Linked DNA regions of Mus musculus: regions 1, 2, 3, 4, 5 and 7 are each linked to region 6. A link is a contact called in ENCODE Hi-C data. All regions are on one chromosome and are shown on one strand. Each heading gives the region's core, a stretch centred on a gene start or an enhancer-like site at or near the end of the contact. The rest is flanking DNA. Distances are from core to core; before and after follow the strand shown.

The links. A loop is a pair of places that touch in the nucleus more often than their neighbours do.
Region 1: a loop to region 6 is called in a map of regulatory T cell, with 49 times the contacts of the local background. The contact joins two enhancer-like sites. A Hi-C loop is called at or near these places in 2 of 37 maps with a recorded cell type or tissue (T-helper 2 cell and regulatory T cell).
Region 2: a loop to region 6 is called in a map of regulatory T cell, with 33 times the contacts of the local background. The contact joins two enhancer-like sites. A Hi-C loop is called at or near these places in 2 of 37 maps with a recorded cell type or tissue (T-helper 2 cell and regulatory T cell).
Region 3: a loop to region 6 is called in a map of regulatory T cell, with 34 times the contacts of the local background. The contact joins the promoter of Rab10 here to the enhancer-like site in region 6. A Hi-C loop is called at or near these places in 4 of 37 maps with a recorded cell type or tissue (T-helper 1 cell, T-helper 17 cell, T-helper 2 cell and 1 more).
Region 4: a loop to region 6 is called in a map of regulatory T cell, with 18 times the contacts of the local background. The contact joins two enhancer-like sites. A Hi-C loop is called at or near these places in 2 of 37 maps with a recorded cell type or tissue (T-helper 17 cell and regulatory T cell).
Region 5: a map of regulatory T cell shows a loop between it and region 6 (46-fold over the local background). The contact joins the promoter of 1110002L01Rik here to the enhancer-like site in region 6. A Hi-C loop is called at or near these places in 3 of 37 maps with a recorded cell type or tissue (T-helper 1 cell, T-helper 17 cell and regulatory T cell).
Region 7: a map of regulatory T cell shows a loop between it and region 6 (38-fold over the local background). The contact joins the promoter of Rab10os here to the enhancer-like site in region 6. A Hi-C loop is called at or near these places in 5 of 37 maps with a recorded cell type or tissue (T-helper 1 cell, T-helper 17 cell, T-helper 2 cell and 1 more).

What each region holds. Positions count from the first base shown.
Region 1 is chr12:3,349,011-3,352,959 of GRCm38, forward strand. All of the region lies in intron 1 of Gm26520 (predicted gene, 26520), which reads right to left. Among named protein-coding and RNA genes, the nearest start is that of Gm26520, 6.2 kb to the right of the region's middle. Within about 2 kb of position 1,451, at least 1 of the 3 ENCODE cell types and tissues checked has a DNase peak (open chromatin) inside an H3K27ac peak, as active enhancers do.
Region 2 is chr12:3,384,533-3,388,602 of GRCm38, forward strand. It overlaps Kif3c (kinesin family member 3C), which reads left to right. Exons shown (of 8, transcript NM_008445.2): 2 at 3,020-3,121; 3 at 3,603-3,725. Among named protein-coding and RNA genes, the nearest start is that of I920046F24Rik, 21 kb to the left of the region's middle. Within about 2 kb of position 1,716, at least 2 of the 3 ENCODE cell types and tissues checked have a DNase peak (open chromatin) inside an H3K27ac peak, as active enhancers do.
Region 3 is chr12:3,308,480-3,312,045 of GRCm38, forward strand. Rab10 (RAB10, member RAS oncogene family) reads right to left here and starts at 1,490. Exons shown (of 6, transcript NM_016676.5): 1 at 813-1,490. The coding sequence starts at 939.
Region 4 is chr12:3,547,541-3,551,545 of GRCm38, forward strand. No RefSeq gene overlaps it. Among named protein-coding and RNA genes, the nearest start is that of Dtnb, 23 kb to the right of the region's middle. Within about 2 kb of position 1,273, at least 1 of the 3 ENCODE cell types and tissues checked has a DNase peak (open chromatin) inside an H3K27ac peak, as active enhancers do.
Region 5 is chr12:3,425,016-3,428,831 of GRCm38, forward strand. It overlaps 1110002L01Rik (RIKEN cDNA 1110002L01 gene), which reads right to left and starts at 1,732. Exons shown (of 3, transcript NR_030694.1): 1 at 1,486-1,732. Asxl2 (additional sex combs like 2, transcriptional regulator) reads left to right here and starts at 1,842. Exons shown (of 13, transcript NM_001270988.1): 1 at 1,842-2,197. The coding sequence starts at 2,141.
Region 6 is chr12:98,666,047-98,670,213 of GRCm38, forward strand. Spata7 (spermatogenesis associated 7) reads left to right here. Exons shown (of 11, transcript NM_001289572.1): 10 at 2,786-2,843; 11 at 3,056-3,773. The coding sequence ends at 3,625. Among named protein-coding and RNA genes, the nearest start is that of Spata7, 40 kb to the left of the region's middle. Within about 2 kb of position 2,596, at least 1 of the 3 ENCODE cell types and tissues checked has a DNase peak (open chromatin) inside an H3K27ac peak, as active enhancers do.
Region 7 is chr12:3,234,157-3,237,812 of GRCm38, forward strand. It overlaps Rab10os (RAB10, member RAS oncogene family, opposite strand), which reads left to right and starts at 1,635. Exons shown (of 7, transcript NR_015551.1): 1 at 1,635-1,773; 2 at 3,129-3,256; 3 at 3,435-3,504.

The sequences.
Region 1 (3,949 bases), core at 201-2,700, about 95 Mb before region 6:
CCCACATACATATATACACATATACATACATGTATAGAGACAGGCATATATACATATACACATATCACACACACACACACATATATACACACACACACATATACATACATGCATTCATACATACATACATACAAAATGGGTATGGTGGTCTTGGTAGGGAAAACAACTCAAGTTTGAGGCCAGCCCAGACTATCAAATGAGTTCCAGGGCAGCCTGGGCTGTGGAGACTGTGTTTCAAAATAAAGTTTTCTGTAACTTAAATTTAAGAGACACACGGGGCGGTGGTGGCACACGCCTTTAATCCCAGCACTTGGGAGGCAGAGGCAGGCAGATTTCTGAGTTCGAGCCATCCTGGTCTACAAAGTGAGTTCCAGGACAGCCAGGGCTACACAGAGAAACCCTGTCTCGAAAAACCAAGAGAGAGAGAGAGAGAGAGAGAGAGAGAGAGAGAGAGAGAGAGAGAGAGAGAGAGAGAGAGAGCGCCTTGATCCTCTTCTTTCTCTGCTTAGGTCTGATACATCCTCTTGCTGACTCAGTGCTCACACTTCCTCCTTATTCATCTCCCCCCTCTCTGCTGCTCAGTCATGCTGAGGTATGTGGCTGGCTGAGGTATTTTTCCACAGGTCTCCTGGGAAATTGCCTCATGGCAAGAACTGGAACATGATAGCACCACAAGGAAACCATCCTAAGGAGCATAGAAAGGCACAGAAGGGACAGGGCTAGTCCCAGCTCTGTGACCATAGCTATGATCATGGGAGGCTTAAACCATTCGCTAGGGCTCCTTTGTTTCACCTGTTTAATTACCCCGATGAATAATCACTTTGACAGAGTTAGAAGCCTGTCGCTTTCCTCTTTTGTCTGTCTGTCTGTCTATCTATTTATCTGAGACATAGCTCTGACTGTCCTGGTACTCACTCTGTAGAGCAGGCTGGCCTTGAACTCACAGAGATCTGACCGCCTCTGCTTACAATGTTGGGATTAAAGGCATGCACCACAACACCTGGCTCTTCCTTTTCCTAACAACAAGTCATATGATTTTAACACTTTAAACTTTTCAAAGTATTTTTATACAGATTTTAAATACATTGCTCATTTTGCTCCTGACACCATCTCTGAGTGGGTAGCTGAGCAGGGCTGCCCCTTGATGGGCATATAAGGGCACAAGCTCAGAAGATGATGTCACCATGAGGCCCAGGGGCATGGGTGCACCGTGGTCTCCAGCCAGGCTGGAGCTCAAGTTTCCTGACTGCAGCCTGGGGCCAGTTCTCCCACTGTTCCCTCCCTGAAGTCACCAGCTGTCCTTCTTCTCGAGAGATTCAAAACCTTGTGAGGTAAGACAGGATCTCCTGAGGGGATTAATGTCCCATAGCTGTCAGCATGGCCTTTGCGCTGGTATGGCTCTCAGCGAGCACCTGGGCCTTTGCCAGTGAGGCAGACTTGGATTTTTAAAGTTAACTCAGTGGCTCATGGGAGGTTGCCCAGACTTTTCTGTGACTCCTTGGGACAGGAGCCAGCCGACAGTTGGCCTTTAGTGTGCATTTTGCAGCAGTTTGGCCACCTTCCTTTTTGAATGGTTTAAAGTACGTTCCTCTTTTATAGTTGTTGAGGGTTTCTGTTGTTTTCAACAGGGTCACATGTAGCCCAGGCTGATCTCAAACTTTGTGGGTAGCTGAGGGTGACCTTGAACCTCGGAGGTGGGCCACCATGCCTGACTTCAGGTGTGATTCCTTTTCATTCACTTATTTAGTCAGTCCTCAGTTTTTTGAGAAAGGATTTCACATCTATAGTACAGGCTGTAGCTGAAGATTGCCTGGAACTTCTGACCCTCCTAGCTCCAGTCTCCTAAATGCTGGGATTACAGGTGAGCCCTGCCATACCCAATTTACAGTAGTTTTGTTGATGCGTGACAAGGTCTCATTATGTAGCCCTGGCTGGCCTAGAACTTGATAAGTAGACCAGGCTTGCCTTGAACTCCCAGAAATCTCCCTGCCCCTGCCCTCCTGGTGTTAGGATAAGAAGTGTATGCCACCGTGCTTGGGTATTCTGTTTGTTTCCTTTTCTGTTTTTAGAGATGAGGTCTCACTATGCAGCCCAGGCTCTCTTTTGCAATCCTCCTGCCTCAGCTTTGCACATTAGCTACATCATAGGTATGTGCCTGACTTTCTAATAGTTCTGGCTATATAGTACCAAATCTCTCCTGGAGATGTATGCCTTGGTAGAGTCCTCAGACAGTATAGGACATTACATGTCAAAGGGAGGAGGATCTTAGAGGTGATTCTAGCCACACAGTGTGCAGAAGGTCCACCCAGAGACGCTAACAGCTCAGTACTGTAGCCACTGACTGCTGTCTGCGTCGTTACCTTTGGTTATATGGAGAAATGCACCGTTGATACTTATGTCAACTTGACACAAGTCAGAGTCTTTTGGAAAGAAGAGCTCTCAATTGAAAATAAATCATTGTCTTAATTAGTGATTGATGTTGGAGGTGTCCAGGCCATTGTGAGTCGGGCCACTCCTGGGCTGCTGGTTCTGGGTACAATAAGAAAGAAGGCTGAGCAAGCCATGGGAAGCAAGCTGGTGGCTTCTGCTTCAGTTCCTGCTGTGAGTTTCCTGCCCTGCTTGAATTCTGACTTCCTTAGATGGTAGATTGTGATATGGAAGTGTAAGCCAGATTAAACCCTTCCCTTCCCAAGTTGCTTATGGTCATGGTGTTTCTTTCTAGAGGTAGAAACCTAAGATAGTTGCTATTGCCCACATTTGGAGAGACAATATTTGTGGAACTGGAGACGCTGGGTAGAGTGCTGGCCTGGAGTGTATGAAGCCCTGGTTCCCTTTCTAGCACTACATAAACCCAGCTGTGGTGCACACCTGTGATCCTAACACTGGGGAGGTGGAGGCAGGATAGGGACATGAAGACCATCCTCAGACCAGTCTGGGATATGTGAACTCTGCCAAAGGAAAAAAAAGAAGGAAGAGCTGGGAGTGGTGGCGCACGCCTTTAATCCCAGCATTTAGGAGGCAGAGGCAAGTGGATTTCTGAGTTAGAGGCCAGCCTGGTCTACAAAGTGAGTTCCAGGACAGCCAAGGCTACACAGAGAAACCCTGTCTCGAAAAAAACAAAAAAAACAAAAAAACAAAAAAAAGGAAGGCAGGAAGGCAGGCAAGCTGCATCTTTCATGAAAATAATAGCAAGGATGGTAGTAAACAACCTAGATAAGAGACCACCCCCCCCTCCCCCCGCCATGAGATGCCCAGACTGACGAGGCTCTGAGGAAGTTTGCTAACTGTGGGTACCCTCGGCTTCCTAAATGATTTTCAGTTTCTCAGCATCCGACTACTGCAGGTTATGAATCATACCTGCAAACTGCCCCAACAACATTCCAGGACAAAAGAGACAGGCCTTTGGTTCTGATGGCTGATTGATAGTGAGTCAGGGAGAGGGCACCAGTCGGGCAGTCTGGAGAAGCAGACCCTGTTTTGCACAGGAACCCAATGAAGTAGAGAGATTTAGCTGCATTTTCTGTCTGGCACAAGTGTCTGGGAAACCAGAGTTTGGCCTCCTGAGTTTCTACCACGGCTGTCTTTCCTCAGGTTAGAGATTAGAACTGGCACTGACTACTACCTGAATGCTTGTACCTCTCAGTTCTCCATAACTCATACAGTGAAATCCTAGCTTCCAGGATTACAGCACTGGGGTCATAGGTCAAGCTGGGCACTATGATCCCAGCTACTCTTTTTTTTTTTTTAAGTTTTATTTATTTATTATATGTAAGTACACTGTAGCTGTCTTCAGACACACCAGAAGAGGGCATCTGATCTCATTATAGATGGTTGTGAGCCACCATGTGGTTGCTGGAAATTGAACTCAGGACCTCTGGAAGAGCAGTCAGTGCTCTTAACCACTGACCCCAGTCCCAGCTACTCTTAACCGGGATGGAAAGATTGCCTG
Region 2 (4,070 bases), core at 466-2,965, about 95 Mb before region 6:
ATACTCACGGGGCACTGCTGTCCGTCAAGGACTGTGCTGGGACCCTGACAGATAGGTGAGGCATGACTCTTGCCTTCATAGAGCTAACAGGATGAGGCAGGGAATGGGGAAACGGTAGGAATGTGCCCTGGTTGTGGTGGAGGTCTGAACCGGCAGCTTTGCAGGGATTGAAAGACATTTTCCTAAGCTGTTCCTGCTAGGTCTTTCAAGATGAGCAACAGTTTTCCAGGAAGCTGTGGAATGGGGAGAAGAAAATGTCAGATATCCTCCTGTGGGGAGTAGAAGCCCATTGATAATTTGAGCAGAAGAGACATTGTTTAGACTTGTGTTTTTGGCGACCCAGATGGATAGAAGAGGAAACTGGGACTGTAAAAGCCTATGGGTGGTTCAGGCTAGTCTAGAAGATTTTAGTGAGGACAGTGGTACCAGTAAGGACAAGGAGGAGACAATGATGTAAACTGCACTGAGAAGCATTTGATGGTGACTGGCCATTCATAGGGGTGAGCACAAGGCTATTTTGAGGCAAGCTGCCAAGGGCACCAATGTAGAGGGTTATACAAATCATAACTCTGAACTGAGAGGAGTCAAGATGAGTTAATCCTGTGACAGCAATAGGCTGATTGGATGGAAAGATAGACAGCTATCCAGGGTGCAGAGGGCTGTGGTGTGCATCAAGAATAGCTTGCCCCTCCACAGCCCCTTGCTCTCTCCTTTGTCTTTGTGACTGTACAGGGCTGATTTGAGCCTCCTGCAACTCCAACCATCCGGCCATACTGCAGGAGCCAGCTTCCGACCTCCCCACAGCATGCTTTAACCCCTGTTCTGCTCTGTTCCCAATGATATAATGCTCAAAGTGGGCTGCCTGTCCCCCGTCCCAGCCTGGCAGCACCCCCAGCTCTAAGAGCCCTCGGACATGTCAGCTGGTCCCACTGGGACAAATTCCAGTGGGGAGACAGCCAGTTTCTTCCAGTAGCTCAAGGTGATGCCAACCTTCCAAGAGGCCATCGATGAAATCAAAGGGCAGTTGGCTGCCCGAGGAAAGTGCCCTCTTCCTTCCAACAGTGACAGTGCATTTCAGGGAGTCACACTTTGTTCAAATCCATTTTTGTGTCAGCATTGGTTTTCAGAAGCACCTGCTGAGGGCGCTGATGGTGTGGGGGCTTTCACACAGCAAGGCTGGGGACATGGGATGTAGATCTGTTATTTTCTCACTGGTGGTCCAAGACTAGTTATCCTTCCTTCCTTCCTCTCTCTCTCTCTCTCTCTCTCTCTCCATTTGTTACATGGGGAAATGAACAGTGTTGAGGGTTCTGTTTAGCACCTGACATTGAGCTTCCTGTGCTTGTGAGCTGTCCAGAAAAGAAGTGAGGTTCTGATGCTGCCGATGTGAGGACCGAGACCCTGACTGTGCCTCCCGCTTAGTTGGCAGAGCTGTGATGCTGCCGATGTGAGAACCGAGACCCTGACTGTGCCTCCCGCTTAGTTGGCAGAGCGGGAACCTTTTAGGTGGTGTCTAAAGCTGATACAGCCTCTGGGGCCTCATTTTGTCCCCTGTTGCTATGGAATCTCTCCCTTGTGTTGTTCTAATTTCCTTAGCAGCCCAAGATTAGACCAAGGTTTCCTGCTGCCCGGTGATGAGCTGTCTTCCCGAGTCAGGAACTCAGTACAGGGCTGGACTGCCCAGTGACTGCCGTTTCTCCTCCTGCTGCATGCCATCTGGGGCTTGGCTGCCAGGAATAGATTGCCACCCACCCTCCTCGCAGGCATGGTGACCCAGCCGCTTCTTGTATCCATAGCAGAGATCAGGTGCCTTATATTCCCAAAGGGCTTCTCTCTTCTTTTCATCCTTAAGGATCCTGTCCACAATGGGAGCTTTGTGCCCCAGCTCTAGGGGCTGGAGGGGAAAACTCCGTTCCCACCAATGGCTACAAGGCTCCATCCATATGGATATGCTTTATGTCTTCTCCTAAAAGGATCAAAGGGAAAAGGGATGGAGTCTCTGCTCTGTGGTCCTGCTTAGAATGGACTTATGGAGTGGAAGCAGGAAAATCAGAGGTTCAAGGCTATCCCTGGCTACTTTACATAATGGGAGGGAGGGAGGAAGAGAGGGAGGCAGGGAGGGAGGGAGGGAGGGAGGGAGGGAAGAAGAGAGACACACACTGTTTCTCTCTCTCTCTCTAAGACAGGGTTTCTCTGTGAAGCCCTGGCTGTCCTAGAACTTGCTCTTTAGACTAGGCTGGCCTTTTTGTTTTGTTTTGTATTTTGTTTTGTTTTGTTTTTGTTTTTTGAGACAGGGTTTCTCTGTGTAGCCCTGGCTGTCCTGGAACTCACTCTGTAGACCAGGCTGGCCTCGAACTCAGAAATCTACCTGCCTCTGCCTCCCAAGTGCTGGGATTAAAGGCTAACCTTAACACTCACAGAGATCCACCTGCCTCTGCCTCCCGAATGCTGGGGTTAAAGGTGGATCTTACCACAGTTGGGCTGAGCATCTTAAACTGTCAATAGGCATGATAATACATACCTGCAATCCCAGCACTCAGATGGCAGAAACAGGAGGATTGCCACAAGTTCCAGGCTAGCCTGGCCTACAGTGTAAGTACCAGGCTAGCCAACATTACATAGTGAGATTCTTTCTCAGAAAACCAAGGGAAGGGCCATGTATGGTGGCACACACCTTTAATCCCAGAAATGGGAAGGTGGAGGCAGGCCCATCTCTGTGAGTTCAAGGCCAGCCTGGTCTATAAAGCAGGATCCAGGACAGCCAGTGCTGTTACACAGATAAATGCTGACTGAAAAACAAAAACAAAAACAAAAAACAAACAAACCAAACCCGAAAACAAAACAATGAAACCAATAAAGTTATGTGCTAGAACGCGATTGTAATGCTAGCACTGCTGTTCTCCACTGCAGAGAAGGTTTAAGGTTAGACCCTGCGACCAACAAACACAAAGTCCAAAATTGAGATCCTATGGCCCTTTGCCAGTCCGGTCTCTGACCCTGCCCCTCCTTGTGTTCTCAGGCCATGGAAAGCAAGCTACTCATTGGGGGGCGGAACATCATGGATCACACCAACGAGCAACAGAAGATGTTGGAACTGAAGCGACAGGAGATTGCGGAACAGGTAAGGCTGCTGGCTTCCGGTTCTCTGAGGCATACGGCCTTGGGGTCATGTGTTGGATAGGCTGGTGCGTAAGCCCTGTTGGACTGGGAATCCGGGAATTATAATGCAAAACCCGCACTACCTTGCTTGGTTTCCCTGGGTGTACCAGCTCGGGGTCTCTCTTTGGGTGAGAGGAAGTGGTAGATTCCCCTGCAGATTCATTGCCTGTATGGCTGTTTCCTAAGTCATCAAGTTAGTTACCAGTCAACTATGATGCTACCGGTAATGCCCCCAAGGTATGCCGGCTCTTAGGGCTGGGGCCTCCATGCACACAGGCCCATACCTGAAAAAGCTGTATTCACAGGGTCTGAAAAAAATGGGTCTGTGTCCACGAACAAGCCAGGTGCTACAACAGGCAGATCGAGCCAGCCCGTGTGCTCCGGTAGCCTTCCCCAGTGGGCGTGGTTTTCCCTTGTGACCCCCTTGCTCTGCCTTGCCCTAGAAACGCCGTGAACGGGAAATGCAGCAGGAGATGCTGCTCCGCGATGAAGAAACCATGGAGCTACGTGGTACCTACTCATCCCTGCAGCAGGAGGTGGAAGTTAAAACCAAGAAACTCAAGAAGGTAAGATGCGCAGCGGGTAAACAGGCCGCTGCCTAAGAGGGTGGGCCTCAAAGGCCCCTCCCCAAAGTTCAACCTCTGAGCTTGGACTGTGGGGTGGGGAGACAGCCAGGAGGCAGGCATCTGGTGCCAGGGTGTCACTTGCAGTGTACTGTGTGGTCATCCTCATGGTCCTGGCTAACTTCTCTACACTGGGAGTCACCAGTGAATCCTAGTTTTGGTAGCTGGGTCAGGGAATGCGGTGTGGCTATGGAAACTTGCGTCCAGGGAGGAAGACAAGGTCCTACACGCCACACCAAGGGACAAGAATCTGCTCACCCGGATCCTGCAGAAGTCATGGACATTTGT
Region 3 (3,566 bases), core at 240-2,739, about 95 Mb before region 6:
GACTTTCTTGAAACCTTCCCTTTTCATTTCCGAAACAGGAAACCCATTTAAAAGGTCAGTTTTTATTTCCATACCAAGTAATTCCGAAATATGTGGTAGTACATTAGAAGTCCTTAGAGCCATGACTGACGAAAGATTTTCCTGTAAATTCTAACATCAAGTAAAACATTAGAACTTGACTTGATTCCATTGGGTTGAAAACAGAAACCGTCCATCTGCTTCGTTGAGGTCTTGAAAAAGCACTGTGAGCCAACCATGCCAGATTCCCACCCCAAGCACGAAGGGCCTCCGATTGTTTGACACATCAATGGTTCAGTCAAGACAGCCAACTCACTTTCCCCCGCCCCTCTCATTTTCCTTAATGATTCTGCAACTCTCAAGTTTACTCCAAGTTACAGTCAGATAGAATATTTTCTCTTTGACCCCCAATTCGGGCCTTTGCCACATAGCCAGTACTGCTTCAATCCCAACCACTAAATTACGTCTATTACAAATAGCACATCAAGTAACTTCATGCAATTATGGTAAGGCCAGGCAAGTCACTTAAAGAAACCGGATTCTGGAACGCTGCTAAATGCTGCATATTTTGTGCCAGAAGGCACCGAACAGAGAAGGAGACTTGAGACCGGATGGTAAGCATGGGAAGACCCCGCCCCAGTAAGGCTATTCCGATTCCAACAGTAACTTAGGTCTGTCGTCTGGAATCGGAATCACTGGAACAAAGGCGTAAATTCCGGGAAGCAAGATGTCTGGAATAAAAGAAAACGGCTCGCGGCTACAGAGCCCCCACACCATCCTCCCACAGGTCTTACCTATGGTGGAAATAAAGGTGGTATTGAAGGCATCGTCCGAAAAACGAAAAAGGACGCAGGTCTTGCCCACTCCCGAGTCCCCGATCAGGAGCAGCTTGAAAAGCAGGTCGTACGTCTTCTTCGCCATTGGGAGGAGCGGCTCGGGCGCTCGCCGCCGGTAGCCCCAAGGGATCGGAACTGCTCACTACAACCAACTCCTCACCCGGGCGTTCTGGGGCCGCAGCAGCCGGGTAGCGTGTGCGGAAGGAGAAAGCAGCTCTCGAGACGGAGCAGGAGACCTTCCGAACGGCCTCGTCGAGGAAGCCCCGACGGTGGCGGCGCCCGTGCCTCCGAGGGGCGGCGCCCGCGGCTCCGCAGCCTCTCCCAGCCGCTCCGCCCGGTTCCGGGGAGTCGGTCGGGACAAAATGGCCTCCCCTCCCCCCTCAGCGCAGCTCGGCCGGGACGCTCCCACGGGCGGACGAGCGAGCTCTACGTCGAGGGAGCGCGGCGGGCTTGAACACGGCCTCCGCCCGGAGCAGAAACCCCGCGCTAGGACACGGGCGAGGGCAGCGGGAGGTCTCGCGAGCCGACAAGCCCTGCTACATAACCCCAGGAAACAGAGCCGCCCCGGCCAGAGCCACCTTTTTCCCCGTGCCCTCTCACGCCGGCGTGCGCGCAGCCTGAGACGCACGCAAGGACGTACACCCGCCCTTCTCTCGCGCCCTCGCCCCTGCGGCCCGCCTCTGCGCACGCGCGCGGGCGGGCAAGTAGGGCACGCGGAGGCGGGACCAGAGGGGGCGAGGCCGCGGGCGCGCTCCCTACGGCCTCCTGATTGGGTGAGCGGCTTGACGAACACGCCCCGCGGGGGAGGTGCGGCCCGGGAACTGCGCAGGCGCACTACGTCCGTATAGCTCCTGCCCTCCCTCCCTTGCCTTTTCCGGGGCGCCCAGCTGACTGCTGGAATCCTCTACTCCCTCTCAGTATCCTGTTGAGGAGCTAAGGATGTTAGCCCAGCGACGGGCGTGGCTGGCTGTGTGTGTGTGTGTGTGTGTATAGTTCATATAGATGAGAGAGAAAGAAGTGCTCTGGGCCACTCAGGAACCTCCTTACTAAACCCGGACATCTCCAGAAGAGATCCCGCTTGTGGGCTGGTCCTGACAACCTGGTCTCCTTAAGAAGCTAGAGTTGATAGAGCCGGGATTCCAAACTGAAAAAGGCGCAGCGCTCCTGGGGTTGGAATGATGTCATCGGCCTGAGGAACCCCGGGTGCGGGGAGAACCTCCCTGCGAATGGAAGCTTCTTTGCTGCTTCGGGCCTAAGCAGCCCTTGGAATCCCGGGAGCTGAAGCGCTCTATTCAGAAAAGGCGGGCGGTCACTGTAGCCAAAGTTGTACCACCAAATCGAAAATCTGAAAGCCTGCCCCATCCCAACCGATCTCTTCCTTGCTTTTCACTTGTTTGTAGGTTGGTTGTTTTGTTGCAAAGTCTGTACACCAGTACTGACTTCCAATTCATGAATCTCCAGTCTCAGCCTCCTGAGGGCTACTCTGGTGGGGTAACTCCACCACACCTGTGCCATGTCTTTTCTCTAGTTTTGTCCCTTTTCCCTCTCTCCCTATCAGTTTTATTTACACCTCCCTTTTCTTCCTTTCTATAGTCGAAATAAGCAAATTTCTAACTTACCTTTCTAAGTATGCTCCAGCACCCGCAGAATGTGATGGTAGAATGGTTGAACCTGATGAGCTGATTCACCAATAAGGAGATTTTTATTTAGGTAAATTTTATATACACACACACATAACTAATTAGCATATAACAAATATATAAGCATATTAAATAAAAATAAGCTACACTTTGGCAGACACCTCGCCATCACCAACATGTGCATTTCATGTGTAAGTAAAGCCTTTGATCATGTTCTTTTCTGACCATCTTAGATGTGATCATGCTCTTCAAAGACTTGTCCTCCTTCTAAACACCCATAAGCCTTTGAAGGTGTTTGTGTTCTCTAAACCATCTCCCAGTTGATTCTCTGATTGGTTTTAGTTTTCTCATTAAACTATATCCTCCAAATCATTCTTCCTCCAGCTGGGACTGTCGTGCTGTATCATGAATCAACAATTCTATTAAAAGTTGTCGGTAAGCTTCTCAGCTTTGTCTTAGCTCAGTCATAATCTTGAGCACCCCAGGAAAATCTTCAAGGAGCTGGGGATGTAGCGCACTTGTACAGTGCCTGTCTAGCATAAATGAAGCCCTGGGTTCAATTCTTGCAAGTTGGGGACCAGAAAATCAGAAGTGTAGAGTCATCTTTGATAACAAAAGAGAATTGGATGTCAGCCTGGGAGACCTTGTCAGAATGTGGAGGTGGGTTGAGATTATTCTTTCTCAAATAGCTCAATTGATTAAATTCCAATACTGTAAAGCATTCTGAAAGTCCTAGTCTGTAAATTACCCAGGCAAGCCTCAACCTTCTCCAGATTCGCCCTCCCAAGTTTGCAGGTGTGTGCTACCGCCCCTTCTTGAATGTAATTGGATTTATTAGTTTTTAAAGTAGAAAGCTGAATTTGGGAAACAATACTATCACACAAATTTGGGAAGTAATGGACTGCTAGAAATAATTACCATTTTTTTCAATTTTTTATTAGGTATTTATTTCATTTACATTTCCAATGCTATCCCAAAAGTCCCCCACATGCTCCCCCACCCACTCCCCCACCCACCCACTCCCACTTCTTGGCCCTGGCGTTCCCCTGTACTGAGGCATATAATGTTTGCA
Region 4 (4,005 bases), core at 23-2,522, about 95 Mb before region 6:
CAGTCATTGACACAGAGGAGTGACTTGACTCTGAGCAAGGACATGGTGACCACGTACCCTGTTTTGTTCTGTGTGAGGTTTGCTAATCTTAAGAAATTCTACAGAGCTTCACATAAGACACATAGAGTTAAAGATCAGCAGGAACTGTTATGTCTAAAATACCTCGAGCCAGAACTGAGCACCAGGCAGCACCTGTGTATGAACTCACTGTGGGTTTGTGGTTTGTTTTGTTTTTTCCTTTATAAGCCGACAGAAAAAGATATCCATTGTCATAGTTTAGGTAATTCTGAGCTATATTCCTGGTCTGATCAGTATTAAGGTGTGCATTCAATAAACTATTCTTGTTTAACTGGGATTAGTATTTATATGGTGTGGCAATTCCTGAACCCCGACACCATTTTCCCCTCCCCCCCTCCCCCCGAAAAGACTAGGCTAACTCTATGACAGGCTTCAAATTGGCAGTTCAGGAGACTAGGCATAAAACTCTGTTTCCAAGAACTGGGCAAGTCCAGGCAAGTCCAGGTCTCAGAAGCTGCCCCACCGCCTGGCCTGAGGCAAGGACAATGGGTCAGCAGCAGTGTCCAGCCCTCACACCCTGGTAATGGAATATCCTTAGAGATGGAGCAAGATAAAGGTCACCTACCTAGGAATCCCCTAAAGTGCTTTAAATCTGGCTTGCAAGCTCACTTGGTTGTCTCTCTGTCTTGGTAATAGGAGACCCCAGCATGCTGGACTGCAGAATAAAACATTCTTTGTGTTTACATACTGTTTGAGTCAAGGATATCATTCTTTGGTGAATCATGGCCCCTTACATCCCTTTCTGTCCTTATCGGTACTCCATCCTTTAGCCTTCCCTCACCGCTCTGCTCCCATCTGTCTGCCTATCTATGTGTCCACCGGTCTTGCTTATTCCTCTTCTCCAGGTCCTCACTCTCCTCCCTTCCCCCAAACTAACCCCTTTAAACCCCTTTATACCAGATCTGTTGCATGATGTCATTCTCAGAGAGATGCCTTGGCACGGGCCTGCCAGGTACCCCTCACTGCAGTATTTCATAACACCTGGTACAGTGGTCACTCAGACGTGATGTAGCTCAGGAAACATGTGAGCAAGACTGCTTCCAGGCTAGAGCATCTTCAGGTGCTGTGGTCAGACCACTGTCAGTGCGTTCCGCCTAATTCTCAGGAAGTGAGGCTTCTGTGTGGCTCCGTGGAGCTCTCCAATCCTGGCTGAGTCTGGTTCACAGATTCCTTTCTATCAGCCACTCCAGTGTGGGTCAGAGCTGTTATATAACAACTGTTGTCTTAGTGACTAGCTGCTGAGGGGCTCAGGTGACATATGACGTGAAAAGCAAGTCTGCAGGCTCTCCTTCCTTCCCTGCAGCAGACACACTAACCTCTGTGTAAGGTCCTCTCCTCTGCTCTCCTCTCCTCCTCTCCCCTCCCCCTCCTCTACCCTCCCCTCCCCTCTCCTCTTTTGCCAGTCATTCTCCAGTGCCACCTCCACTTCACACCCAGGCTTGCCTATCTCCTCTGTCTCCCAGCTCCTCTCAGCTGAGCTGGTTCTGCCTCTGGAAAGAATAGCTCTCCAGTCACAACCCAAGACAGATGGGCCTGGAGCCATATTGAGTGTCTCCTTGGCAGCAGCTGAGTGTTCTGCTTCCCATGTTATTAGTCTTTCTGAAAATCATCATCCGTCCATATCTCTTCCAGCCGGAGGACCACCTCCAGCTAATTACATCTTCCCAAGCTAATTATGTCTGTCCAGCTCTCCACTGTACACCTGCCTGGGGGTTATGGCTTATGAAGTTCAGTCTGCCCATTCAATAGCATCTTCTTGATCTCAGTCATAGACTCTTGATAACTGATTAATGATGGACAGGAAGCTAGGTTAGTGCTGCAGCCCATCAGATCAGATCATTAAGGTCGTCTTATTGTTGCTCTGCCATATGGTATTTCATCGTGGACAGCAAGTCGTGAGCTGTAGTCAAGTGATAGCTTGCTGATGACTCAGTATGTATCTATAAGTTGGGTCTGACCTCTGACTCATAAACCAATACAATATCGACTTGGAACTCAGTTCAAACATCTGCAATGGGCTTGTTTCACTACTAGAAAGCAGAGGGCCTGTTTTGGGGGCCTGTTTCTTTTTCTGGGGGAGCTTGAAGCTACCTAGGAAAGTGCTGGAGAGGAGAGGGGTCCCAAACACTGAAAAGGGGTGGAAAGCAAAGGTGGAATACACTTCCTGACAGTCTCGTGTGTGCTCATACTCCATGGCATCCTTCAGCTACCTGTGCTGGATAGTTTTATAGCCGCTTTACACAAGTTAAAGTCATCTGATGCTGATGTGCGGCTGTGTGAAGGGTAGCCTTGTTCCCTGTTGAGCTAAGGCTCAAAAAAAAAAAAAAAACCCGGGGACCCTGCCGGCTCTTCCCCTGGTTCCCAGGCACCAGGCCCCTGACACTAGCAGCAGCTCCCCATAGATTTGTGGCCTTCAGTCACATAAGGGCAACACTCCAAGCCCCTCCCCAGGTAGAGGATGTGACCTGTGGTCACCTAGGGTTAAGACAGATCTCCATTTTAATGAGGTACCTAAAGGACTGGAGGGCTCAGCCAATAAACTTTCCTTCCCAGACACTCCTCCTTGCAAAAGGTATTTAACCTCAGGCCCGCCCTGAAAAGTGGGGTATGCTTTACAGATTCACTTTCCACCATGACAACGAATGCCTTACAACTATGCCTCTTTTCACCCGGATCCGGCATGGGGGCGGGGGGAGTTATAGAGAAGGCCTTTCCCTTTAGAGCCGCCATCTAACCTCTTGTAGGCGGCCTCTCTGTGCTCCCAGACACAGCTGCCACCAAGGCCAAGGCCAAGCCAAGCCACCCTGTGAAGCCGAGGACTTTCCTGCAGGATCAGCCCCAGCGAGAGCCCCTCTTCTCCCTCCCCCACAATCCCCCGCCCCGGGCTCAGGCTAGAGATCCAGCCTGGCCGGGAGGGGGCGCACTCCGTTTTCAGCTGTTCTGCTGCTCCCAGCAGCGCCTGGGTGTCCAAAAGCCTGAGAACCAGCCCTACAGTCTGAGAGGAGGAAACCCCAATTAAGAAAATGCCTCATAAGACTGGATTGTGCACAAACCTGTAGGACATTTTCTTAATTAGTGATTGTTGTGGGGGCCAGCCCATTGTAGGTGGTGCCATCCCTGGGCTGGTGGCCCTGGGTTCTATAAGAAAGCAGGCTGACTAAGCCTTTCTATGGCCTCTGCATCAGCTCCTGACTCTAGGTTCCTGCCCTGTTTGAGCTCCTGTCCTGACTTCCTTCAATAATGATCTGTCATGTGGAGGCGGAAGCCTAATAAACAAACCCTTTGCTTCTTGGGTCACAGTGTTTCATCACAGTAATAGTAATTTTAAATAAGATGCTGCCCCACCTGCAGGAGAGGCGAGAGGTGGTGAGTGGAGAGAGTGAGCAGGCTGGACAGTCTGGGTGTGGTGGTGCCTAGCTGTGGAGGCAGAGCTGGGGGGGGGGGGGATGTCGAGCTCTACATAGTTTCACTGGAGCTAAGGCTGCAGTGATACAACTAAGACCCAGTCTAAAAAAAAAAAAAAAAAAAGCAAGAGAGACATGATATAGAACAGATTGTAACAGAAGGCTGACTGGCTCCAAAGCCTGTTTTCTGATGCATGTGCATCAGAGAATGAAGATGGGTATCTCATTAAAACTTGCTTTTATTTTTGCCAGCTCTATCTTTGTCCATGCCAAACCATAGCTGGTATATAAGGTGTGTCTCACACCACTGTGTGTGCATATTGGTCCATGGGACTGGTGTTCCCAGAGTCTGCTGGGCTCCTCTCTGCTTAAAAAATAAACAATTTCCTTTTATTGTGTGTGTATGTGTGTGATGGGTTGTGGTGTGCACAATATCATGGCGTACATGAGGTCAGAGGACTACTTCATGGAGTTGTTTGTTTTCCAATCTTTCTGTAGGTTACAGGGATCAGATTCAGGCTGT
Region 5 (3,816 bases), core at 482-2,981, about 95 Mb before region 6:
GGCCTCGGACTCAGAAATCCATCTGCCTCTGCCTCCCAAGTGCTGGAATTAAAAGGCGTGAGCCACCACTGCCCGGTGAGAGGCCTTTTAAAAAGCAAAAAAAGGAATCCACATTTATCACACAGACACACACACACACACTGTTGATGGTTCTTTTTTGAGACAGTGTCTGAAGGACAGCCTGGAACTTGCTCTGTAGCAGACCTTATGGATAACCCAAGCTTCTAATCTTCTTAGTGCTTAGATGACAAGGATGCACCATGACACAGAAAATATTTTGACAGAGAAAATATTGCCAATAGTAAGGAGTTCTATGAACTGCTGAAACCCATCTAGGGAGCGCCTACATTCTAGACAACAGGTTATCACTAGAGATGTGCCTTCATGGTGAAGGCCTGCAATCCCCGGTACTATGGAGGCTGAATAATTTGGATTGCAAGGTCAAAACTTGCCGAAGCTGGGGGCTGGAAAGATGGCTCAGCGGTTAAAAGCACAGACTGCTCTTCCAGAGGTCCTGAGTTCAATTCCCAGCAACCACATGGTGACTCACAACCATCTGTAATGAGATCTGATGCCCTCTTCTGGTGTGCATGAAGATAGAAATCCGTGTACACTTGCCTAAGCTACAGAACGAATTCAAGAACAGTCTGGATAATTTAGGGGGACGCTGCCTATGTAAAAACAACAGAATGGCTGGAGTACAGCTGAGTGGTAGAAGGCTTATGCTAGCCTGCAGGCTCAATCCCCAGTACCCATGGGAGGCGGAGAGCTTGCATTGAGCCACATCCCTAGCCGCTGTGCATTCTCCTCTATGTTGTTTACAAGAACAGATAATCAGAGATAAAATGTTCTGGATATTCAGGAGGGTGTTACTGACATTATGAAGAGTGAATAGTTTCTTGACTAGACATAGCTGAACCATTCAACAAATATTTAACGGATTCCTGATACATATAGGCTCTGTGCCAAGGGAGATAAAACATACTTCTTTGATGATACCAATCACATGTAAAAACACAATGCGATTTCTAAACTCCTTTTTAAAAAATATTTATTTTATGTATGAGTACACTGTAGCTGTCTTCACTGTAGCTGACACACCGGAAGAGGGCATCGGATCCCATGGTTGTGAGCCACCATGTGGTTGCTGAGAATTAAACTCAGAACCTCCGGAATAGTCAGTGCACTTATCCTCTGAGCCATAAACGTGGTTTCTGTTGGCCTAAAAAAGGTCTATTTACTTTGCGAGACAAGGCTTGGTAGCTAACAACTTAGTTTTTGGTATATTCACATCCTATACTAGAGAGTTGGTAAATCAATCTAACCTGTCTCATCTATTAATCAGATTAATAATAGACAAGAACTGCACGCGGTACGTCTTCAAAAAGATAAGCTTTGTAAAAAATGAACTTGAGGACAAGACGATGCATGCCTGTAATTACCAGTAATGGGAGACAGAAGTTCGGAGTTTAAGGTCCGCCTTACCTGAGCCTGTACCACAACAAAATAAAACATGCTGATTAAAACGGTAGTTGGCAAGATCACTTGATCGTCGGGCTCTTTAAGTTTCCAGAGCCACTCCTCAACACACGCTGCACGTAACCGCGCAATCAGCCTTTCCCGAAAGGAGCAGATTCTGTTTCCGCCAGAAGATCTTCCCGGCGGGTGTGACCGCCAGACATCCGACCCACAGACCATGGGCCGCCCTCCGTCGTGCGCAAGGGCTCGATGCGGAGACACCGGAAGTGCAGGGGCGTGGCTAACTGCTGCAGCCTGCCGGTCCGACGCCGAGGCTGGGGGCGCGCGCAAGTGCGCGCTCGTTCGCGCGGCCTGCAGCGTACAGTAGTGACGGCCGCGCGGCAGGGGTCACGTGACCACAGAAGCTGCTTGTACAGTAAGAACCCAATATGGCAGCGGCGGTAGCAGTGGCAGCGGCAGCAGGACCGGCCACCCCGTAGAGCCCCCTACCCCCGCCACTGCGCGCCTCCGCGGCCGCTTGCTCGCTGAGTTGCTTCTCGGGTCCGACTTCCCCTTTCTCCCACCTTTCCTGGCACCGCGGGAAAAGCAGTGCAGGGCGCAGCAGGCGAGGGAACGCAGCCGGAGCCGGGGCACGGAAGCCTCCCAGTCAGTCAGAACCGACATGAGGGAAAAGGGCCGTAGGAAGAAGGGCAGGACCTGGGCGGAGGCCGCCAAGACGGTAAGGAGGAGGGAGCAGAGAGAAAGGCTGGCAGGAGTTCGTTTTCTCGCCGGCCACCCGTCGCAAGGCAAGGGAGGTCACTTGGCCCCGCGACCGGGTTGAGGATCAGGAAAGCGCGCGCAGAGAGCGGCAGTTACGGGCGCGTTGGAGAGCCGTGAGGAGACCGAGGCGTCGGCGCGAGGAATCCGTCGCGCGACTGCGACTTCTCGCGGTGGCTACGACTGGACCTCCTCGGTGTTGTGAGGTTGCCTTTCGGGGTCATGTCGCTGTCGCCCCTACACTGTTACCCCTTGTCTCGGCCCTGTGTGTTGTGCTTGCCCAGTAACCGGTTCTTCTCCCTTGTGCGCCTCGGAGAGCCCCGATTGGATGCAGACAGGAGGCGGTTTGTGCGTGCTTCCAGCCCCGGAAAGGAGAGGGGAGCGCTTGAGCTCGGTGGCGTTCTCCTGTCGAGGCAGAGGTGCTGCCAGACCGGGGCCCCCGCTTATCTTGCTCCGGGAGCCAATGTGAGGTCACGAGGCTTTTGTGTTTGCTGTGAGAGCTGAAAGTGCAGGAGGTGTTTAGAAACGAAGTAACAGGTGGGACTCAGAATTTTTTTTTCTGTTTCCGTAGAGACCTACTCTGAGTAAGGCTGCAATGCATGGTGGGACGTGTAGTTTATTGGCTTTCTTTTTCTCCTTTCCTTTTTCCTTTCCTTTCCTTTCCTTTCCTTTTCTCTCCTCCCCTCCCCTCCTCTTTTCTTTTCTTTTCTTTTCTTTTCTTTTCTTTTCTTTTCTTTTCTTTTCTTTTCTTTTCTTTTCATTTCTTTTCTTCTTTTTTAAGTTAAAGTGAAAGTGGACCGGACCAATGAAGTTGTGATTAGTGCCCCTCACTCCAATTTTGTTATATGGAATTTAAAAGTCATTTAGCAATGAGTATTTGTGAGAAACATTGTTTTGAAAAATTTAAAACGTGTATTTACGAAGAAAAGAAACCTTAAGGAGAAATTGAAGTTTCATCAAGCATTAGTAGCATTTCAACCTCTTTAATAGTGGACAACATAGTGGGTTCTAATAACTGAACCTTTATGAATTATACGTTTTATTTTCTCTTTAAAAAGATGTGTGTGGGGGCTGGAGAGATGGCTCAGTGGTTAAGAGCATTGACTGCTCTTCCAGAGGTCTTGAGTTCAATTCCCAGCAACCACATGGTGGCTCACAACCATCTGTAATGGGATCGGATGCCCTCTTCTGGTGTGTCTGAAGATAGCAACAGTGTATTTGCATACATTAAATTAATTAATTTTAAAAAGGTGTGTATGTGTATGTGTATGTATGTATGGAGTGTGTACGTGGCTATGGAGCACGCATGTAGAGGTGATAGGACAACTTGTAGGAGTTGATGTAGGTTCTTAGGATCGAACTCAGGTTATCAGGCTTGCTGGCCAGCGCAGTTACCCACTGAGTAATCTCGAAAATCCTGGATTGTTTGTTTATTAATTTATTTTTTGAAAAAGGGTTTCTCTGCCTTGAAACGCTATAGACCAGGCTGGGCTTGACCTCAGAGATCCCCCTGCCTCTGCCTCCCAAGTCCTGGGATTAAAAGTATGAACCACCACTGACTGACTCCTTGTTTATTTTTTA
Region 6 (4,167 bases), core at 1,346-3,845:
GTTCTAAGGAGGAATGAAGTATCCACACTTTGGCCTTCATTCTTCTTGATTTTCTTGTGTTTTGCAAATTGTATCTTGGGTGTTCTATGTTTATGGGCTAATATCCACTTATCAGTGAGTGCATATCTAATGACTTCTTTTGTGATTGGGTTACCTCACTAAGGATGATATCCTCCAGATACATCCATTTGCCCAAGAATTTCATAAATTCATTGTTTTTAATAGCTGAATAGTACTCCATTGTGTAAATGTACCAAATTTTCTGTATCCGTTCCTCTGTTGAGAGACATCTGGGTTCTTTCCAGCTTCTGGCTATTATAAATAAGGCTGTTATGAACATAGTGGAGCATGTGTCCTTATTACCAGTTGGAACATCTTCTGGGTATATGCCCAGGAGAGGTATTGCTGGATCTTCCGGTAGTACTATATGTCCAATTTTCTGAGGAACCGCCAGACTGATTTCCAGAGTGGTTGTACCAGCTATCAATCCCACCAGCAACGGAGGAGTGTTCCTCTTTCTCCACATCCTCGCCAGCATCTGCTGTCACCTGAATTTTTTATCTTAGCCATTCTGACTGGTGTGAGGTGGAATCTCAAGGTTGCTTTGATTTGCATTTCCCTGATGATTAAGGATGCTGAACATTTTTTCAGGTGTTTCTCAGCCATTTGGTATTCCTCAGGAGAGAATTCTTTGTTTAACTCTGAACCCCATTTTTAATGGGGCTATTTGAATTTCTGGAGTCCACCTTCTTGAGTTCTTTGTGTATATTGGATATTAGTCTCCTATCAGATTTAGGATTGTTATAAATCCTTTCCCAATCTGTTGGTGGCCTTTTTGTCTTCTTGACAGTGTCTTTTGCCTTACAGAAACTTTGCAATTTCATAAGGTCCCATTTGTCAATTCTTGATCTTACAATACAAGCCATTGCTGTTCTGTTCAGGAATTTTTCCCCAGTGCCCATATCTTCGAGGCTTTTCCTCACTTTCTCCTCTATAAATTTTGGTGTCTCTGGTTTTATGTGGAGGTCTTTGATCCACTTAGACTTGAGCTTTGTACAAGGATATAAGAATGGATCAATTCACATTCTTCTACATAATAACTGCCAGTTGTGCCAGCACCATTTATTGAAAATGCTGTCTTTTTCCACTGGATGGTTTTAGCTCCCTTGTCAAAGATCAAGTGACCACAGGTGTGTGGATTCATTTCTGGGTCTTCAGTTCTATTCCATTGATCTACCTGTCTGTCGCTGTACCAGTACCATGCAGTTTTTAATCACAGTTGCTCTATAGCACAGCTTGAGGTCAGGCATGGTGATTCCACCAGAGGTTCTTTTATTGTTGAGACAAAACTAGTAACTTTTAAGAACTGCATAAGGAGTTTTTAAGTTTCAAGGTGAAACAGTTTAGAGAGCCACTTCCCAGCAGCACCAATAGGTGGAACCCTACTGGACTACACATTTTACAGGGTTAAAATGGTAACTTTTATGTTTTTTAATACAACCCCAAAATTTGCATATCATTTACATGTTTCCTTAAATGTTTATATTTCCTCTTTAAGATTTAGCACTGGTTCATAAGACCAAACATAAAACCAGACTGAGAAAGAAACTAAATGGTGCAAGATGGAGTTCTTCACACTGAAAGGTGTTCAACCTTTCAGTTGATCTCATCTAGTTGATGAGAAAATGCGTGTGTTTGTGTGTTTGTGTGTGTGTGTGTGTGTGTGTGTGTGTATTTATACCAAAATAATGTGTGTATGTGTGTGTGTATTTATACCAAAATAATATGTATTATTTAATCCCAGCTTGAGGAAATATATAAGCATATAACAATGTCCGGGTGTGCAATTCCAGAATGTTAGCAGTAGCTGTAGAGTAGGATACAAGTTTCTGGATCTCTAAACATGATAGGACAACCCAGGCCTCCTGGGTTACTGCATGTGTTAACGAGTATGAATGATGGTGGCCAAGGAAATTAGTTGTTTCCAGGAGACTTGTGAATAGTAAGAGTGGTACTGGGCCTGCTGTAGAAAGAATGTATTCCCTGAAGCTGGTCACTTCTCTGAAGGGATCGTGACCTTTGCTTCTCAGGTAAATTTTCTGAAGGGGCTGTAACCTCAGGGGAGAGGAAACTCATCCTAGAGATGTAATCTCTCACCTTTACCATGGCTCTCACTGGTCTTCATACCCTGGCTTTAGCAGGAAGAGAGGGCCAGGCATGGTAGCACACGCCTTTAATCCCAGCAAGGAGGCAGATCTCTGAATGCCAGGGCTGCATAAGAGACCGTGGCTGGGGTGAGTGGAGGCAGACTATTGTATATGTTTAGCATAAAGCCCTGGCATCCACTTGGAGGCTGTTTTGTAGGCTTGGCGTCCATGGAGAGTATTCTTTAGGAGCAAGGTTAACAGCTCTGTGAGAGCATTTTCTGTAGGGTTGGTGAAGGGCGCAGGGAGCTTTTAGTGTCTGTGTGTCTAATGGGGAGAGAGATTTGCAGGCAGTTCTATCCTTCACCTAAAACAGTCACAGAAACATAAGTAGTACGTAATCCTTCTGATAGACTGGCGTCTGTTATCTAACGTAAAAACAAATGCGTAACAGAAGCCAGGCTGCCTGCCAGGTTAGAGCACGTGACAGAGCAGGAAGGATTTGTTTCTAGCTTCACAGGGAAAACCATTCATCTGAAAACTACTTTGCAGCCTTTGTCGGTTTTTATGTTATGTAACTATTTTACATTTAGTAGGTTATCTGAGTTTAAGATACTAATATTTTTCTTTATCATTTGTAGGTTTCTAGAGCGACTGTTTGAGCGACATATAAAGAAAAATAAACATCATTTGGAGGAGGTTGGTCTTTCTTTGGAATTTAATGTTTTTCTATTCTCTAAAAGAATATGTTTTATTTAAAATAGGCACTTTCTGCCTTGTGCTTTTTATGAGGGGAAAGGGGCAGGACTGGGAGAGTGTGATCATGAGACTAGCAGCGCTGCAGATAGAGTTCAGTTTTAATAGTGTAGCGAATGTAACGACCCTCAGAATTGCTTTCCCCCCAATTCTAGGGAAAGATGCGCTACCTGCTGCATGGGCTGAAGGTTGACTTAGGCTGCATATCTGAGGAAGACCCAGCAAAGCAAAAACATTTCAGAATGTTGAATCAACTTCATTTTCAAAAGGCTCTGATTTCAAGAGAAAATGAGTTTGTAAGTGATGAAGAAACAGTGAGTCACCACGAGCGCCAGCAGTACCAGGAGGCCCTGGACATGCTGTCGGCTGTGCCGAAGGACGAAAACAAGATGTTCTCTTTACCGGGCGAATTTTTAATACCCGCCCATAAAGTCAAGCATTCAGAGGGTGTTATAATTCAACAGGTCAATGACGAAACAGATAATGAAGCCTCACCCTGGAATGAAAACAATCCAAGTGTTTCTGATAGTGTAATAGACCAGGAAACCTCTGTGGATGTCATTGAAGGTGACAGTGACTTTGAAAGGGCTGAGACTTCCAGGGAACTCTGTTGTCTGAGCACATCACTGTCCCCATCTGGTCCATTCCCCAGCATCAATGGTGGCAGTAATCATGGTAAGGAATTATCGACTCTACGAATCATGGGAATGAGCATTGAAGACTGACCTCTGGATCTACATTAATAAACACTCCATGTGGCCAGTAACTCAATATTACTTTTCTTCTTTTTTTTTGTCCCCTTTTACATATTAAGATTTCTGTAATTTCAATGCTATGTAATAAATTACCACAATTTTAGTGTCTTGAAACACCACATATTTATTATTGCTCTCATATTGCTATGGTTCAAGAATTGAAACACAGAGTGATGGGGTCAAAAGCTACAGTCCAGGTGGTATTCAGGGCTGTGATGGCATCAGGAGGCTCGACTGGGGGAGAAACTGCTTCCATGCTACAGTTGCCAGCAGAATTCCTTTTCTTGCACCATAGATCTGCGAGTTTCATCTGGTCTTGGCTGGCTGGCGGACAGATGGCTACTTGCCATCTCCTGCCATGTGCATGCTCCCTAAGCAGGTCACAGCTTGGCAAAGGAGAACCACAGAGACTGCTAGCAAGGCAGGTAACTCTTGGTGAGAAGCAGGACAGTCACGGGTCTCTTGCAGTCTTAGGGGTGAGGGGATGATACACAAGAGCGCAGATGCAAGGC
Region 7 (3,656 bases), core at 385-2,884, about 95 Mb before region 6:
ATCTCAGGTGGCATGGTCATTGCATCCCAAGTGGGATGGTCAAAACATCTCAAGTGGGATGGTCACTGATTCTCTGGTAAGACTCACTACATCTCTCAGATGGGGTGGTCACTGCATCCCATGTGGGATGTTCACTGCATCTCAGGTAAGATGGTCACTGCATCTCAGGAGGGATGGATACTACATCTCAGGTGGGGTGGTCACTGCATCACAGGTGGGATTGTCATAGTATCTCACGTGAGATAGTCACAACATCTCAGGTGGCATGGTCACTGCATCTCAGGTGGGACAGTCACTGCATCACTAGTGGGATTGTCATCCCATCTCACTTGGGATGGTCACAACTTCACACGTGGGATAGTCACTGAATCTTAGGTGGATGGTCACTGCATTTCTGTTAAGACGACTCTCTACATCTCAGGTTGGATAGTCATTGCATCCCATGTGGGATTTTCACTGTATCTCAGGTAAGATGGTGACTTCATCTCAGGAGAGACGATCACATCTCAAGTGGTCACTTCATCTCAGGTGGGATGGTCACTACATCTCAGGTGGGATAGTCAACTGCATCACAGGTGGGATTATCATCCCATCTCACCTGGGATGGTCACTACATTTCAGATGGCATAGTCACTGCATCCTAGGTGGAATGGTTACAACATCTCAGGTGGCATGGACACTGCATCTCATGTAAGAATCACTCAGGTAGAATGTTCACTGCATCAAAGGTGAGATGGTCACTGCATCTCAGGTGGATGGTCACTGTATCTCAGGTAGGATAATCACTGTCAATACATCTCAAGTGGCATGCTCACTACATCTCATGTGGGATGGTCACTGCATCACAGTTGGGATCGTCACTGCATCTCAGGTGAGATGGTTACTGCATCTCAGGTAAGAGTCATTACATCTCCCTTGGGATGGTCACTGCATCACAGGTGAGATGGTTACTGCATCCGCTCCGGTTGGTGTCAAAGGATATGGATTTGCCTGCGGTGAAGCGGCCACGGTGAGGGGAGGCCGGGCATGCGGGCGCTTCGACCCGGTGACAGGGCAGCGTATTAATACGGTACGTTCCTGGGAGGTTAGACCCGGAGATGTACAGGTAGGAACTACACCTCCCAGCGTGCCTCCCAGTGAAACTCGGGGCTACTGTGGCGTCACTTCCTATGGCAAACAGGAAGTCATGCCTAAAGCAGGAAATAACTGCAACTCCCAGCATGCTTGAACCCTAACTTCCAGACAGGAAGTTCCTCCGTTCCAACAGGAAGTGAGTCCTTCTACCGCATTGTAAATCTCACGAGAACTCGGAGCGGCAGCGTGACATTGAAGACTTCCAGTTCCGGGTTCCGCTGATCAGAAGCGGACAAGCAAACAGCGGATGTGCAGTTCCTCTCTTCGCCGAACCCGGTTTTCCCTTTCGGAGCAGCGCGACCGATTTCCGGTTTCCCCGCCGCAACCACCGTTACCCCCCCCCCGCCCCAATCCCCGGCGACTCCAGCGACGTCACCGGTTCAGCTCCTGACCTTTCGGCGAACCGCAGAACCACAGGCGACCCGTTCGACGTCATCACTCCCCGCCCAGATGTCGCTGTGACATCACCCCGCACGTGCCTGCGCTGGCACCGCGTCGTCCTGGCGAGCGCCTCCTCGCGGCGGAAGGAGATCCTGGGGTTCGCTGTGCGAGACATGTCGGCGGGGTTTCACGTGAGTGACACTTGGTCCCCACGGGATTGACAGCGACTAGCGGAGTGGCATGTGGACGTAGCTTCAGGTGAGTGACCTGTTTTTTCCCAAGAGGCACTGACAGACAGGCCAGGGACGGAGCCTGAGCGAGGGCTGGGAGTGGCTGAGCGTGAGTGACAGGGGCCTGGGGCGGGGTCTTAACTAAGCTCCTGCAAGAGACATAGATTTGCATGGGGTCTAAGTTTCATTGCTGCTCGTTTGCATGAATTTGAGTGAATTTGAATGGCTGCTTGGTTTTGTTCTACCCAGGTTTATATAACCTCCCCTGACCTGTATAAATTAGCATATCGTGTACGTTGGGAATTTGCATACGCTCATGTGACATCAGTTTCGCATGATGAAAATTTGCATAAATTTGCATAATGACAGCTCCCCTGAGTAAATTTCCATAAACATAAACGATGTTATGGCTTTACTCTGCGTGTATTTGTCATGTAAATTTGCATGCATTTGCATAAAACTGCATGACGTTATGGCTTTTCCTGAGTTCAGATGATGTCACAGTTTCCCTCCTTGCCATTGACACGTGTCCAGATGATGTCATCACCCTGTGACACCCCCCCCCCCGCATTTGTATATATTGTATATATTCTCTTGACGTCCTGGCTGGGGGTGTGCCCAAGAGTGATTGAGTCATTGTGGGCAGGGCCTTGACGCGTGTCTGACCCCACCCATTCACCCCTTCCCCCCACCCCAGGGCCTGGCCTTCATGGTCGTCCATCCTGCCTTCCCCGAGATGCTGAGCAAGGCCACCTGGCCCTGCCTCCAGTACTTTGCCGCGAGGGGGGGGGGGCACAAAGGTCAGTGGGAAGGGGCCTCAGGGTAGCTACTTTCATCTTTTTAGGAAGATGGGCGTGGTCTGTTGGTGGCCATACCCACTGTAAGTGGCATCATGATTGCAGTTCTGAGTTTGGGAGAAGAGGGTGGGTTCTGGGGATGATGGAGCGGGGAAATGAGGTCACCACACCAACCACAAGTGATGTCACTTCCTGCTTTTTGGGAGCTTTATGGGCAAGACATCAGGATGGTGGGTGGGGCCAGGCCCACTGGAAGTGATGTCATTTTCAGGATTTCTGACTTGTGGGTGGGGCTTCTGTGAGGGGCTGCCAGGAAGTCTGGTATGATGTCACTTCCAGCTCCACCCGTCCCTCCCCCAGGAAGACCCAGAGACCTTGACCCTGTGGTGGTGTGTGGCCCTGCCCCTTCCACACCCATTGCAGGCCTCGACCCTTTTCATCTTATCCCCGCCCACTTCCCAACGCCATTGCACACTTCCAGCCAAGCCCACTGTGCCTGGCCATGCCCTCCACTTCCTGTCCCGCCCATCACCTCAGGCCCTGCCTGCTTACTTCCTGTCATGCAAATTTGTGCAAATCTATTCAGGTGACCTCACTGACCCCGCCCCTGACTCCACCCCTTGTGATGACCCCACCACTGACCCACAGGCCTTGGAGGGGCTGATCCTGGAGAAGTCAAAGGACCAGGAGGACGCCATGGGGGGTGCTGTACAGGTGAGTGGGGCCTTCTGGGGACGGAGCAGGCAGAACAGAAAGTGACATCATAGGAGAAAACAGGAAGTGAAAAGTGGGACTGGAAGTGGTGGGCATAGTCAAGAAGTGATGGGCATGGTGGTTTGGTGGGCATGGCCTGGATGAACCCTGACCCCTGTGACCCCGTCCCATCCCCCAGGCTGAGCAGGAAGCAGAGCAGCACAGCGTCATCATGAGGGTAGCCATCTTCACCTGGGGCATCCACGGAGGTGAGCAGAGTGTTGTGGGCAGGTTCACAGGGTCAATGTTGGCAGTGGGGGGGGCGGGGGGGAGCGTTACTTTGTGGGGCGGGGCCTGGGGTGACGTCATTGGGGAGGGAGCTTCCTGTCTATGCCATAACTTACTTTCTGCAGGGTCATAA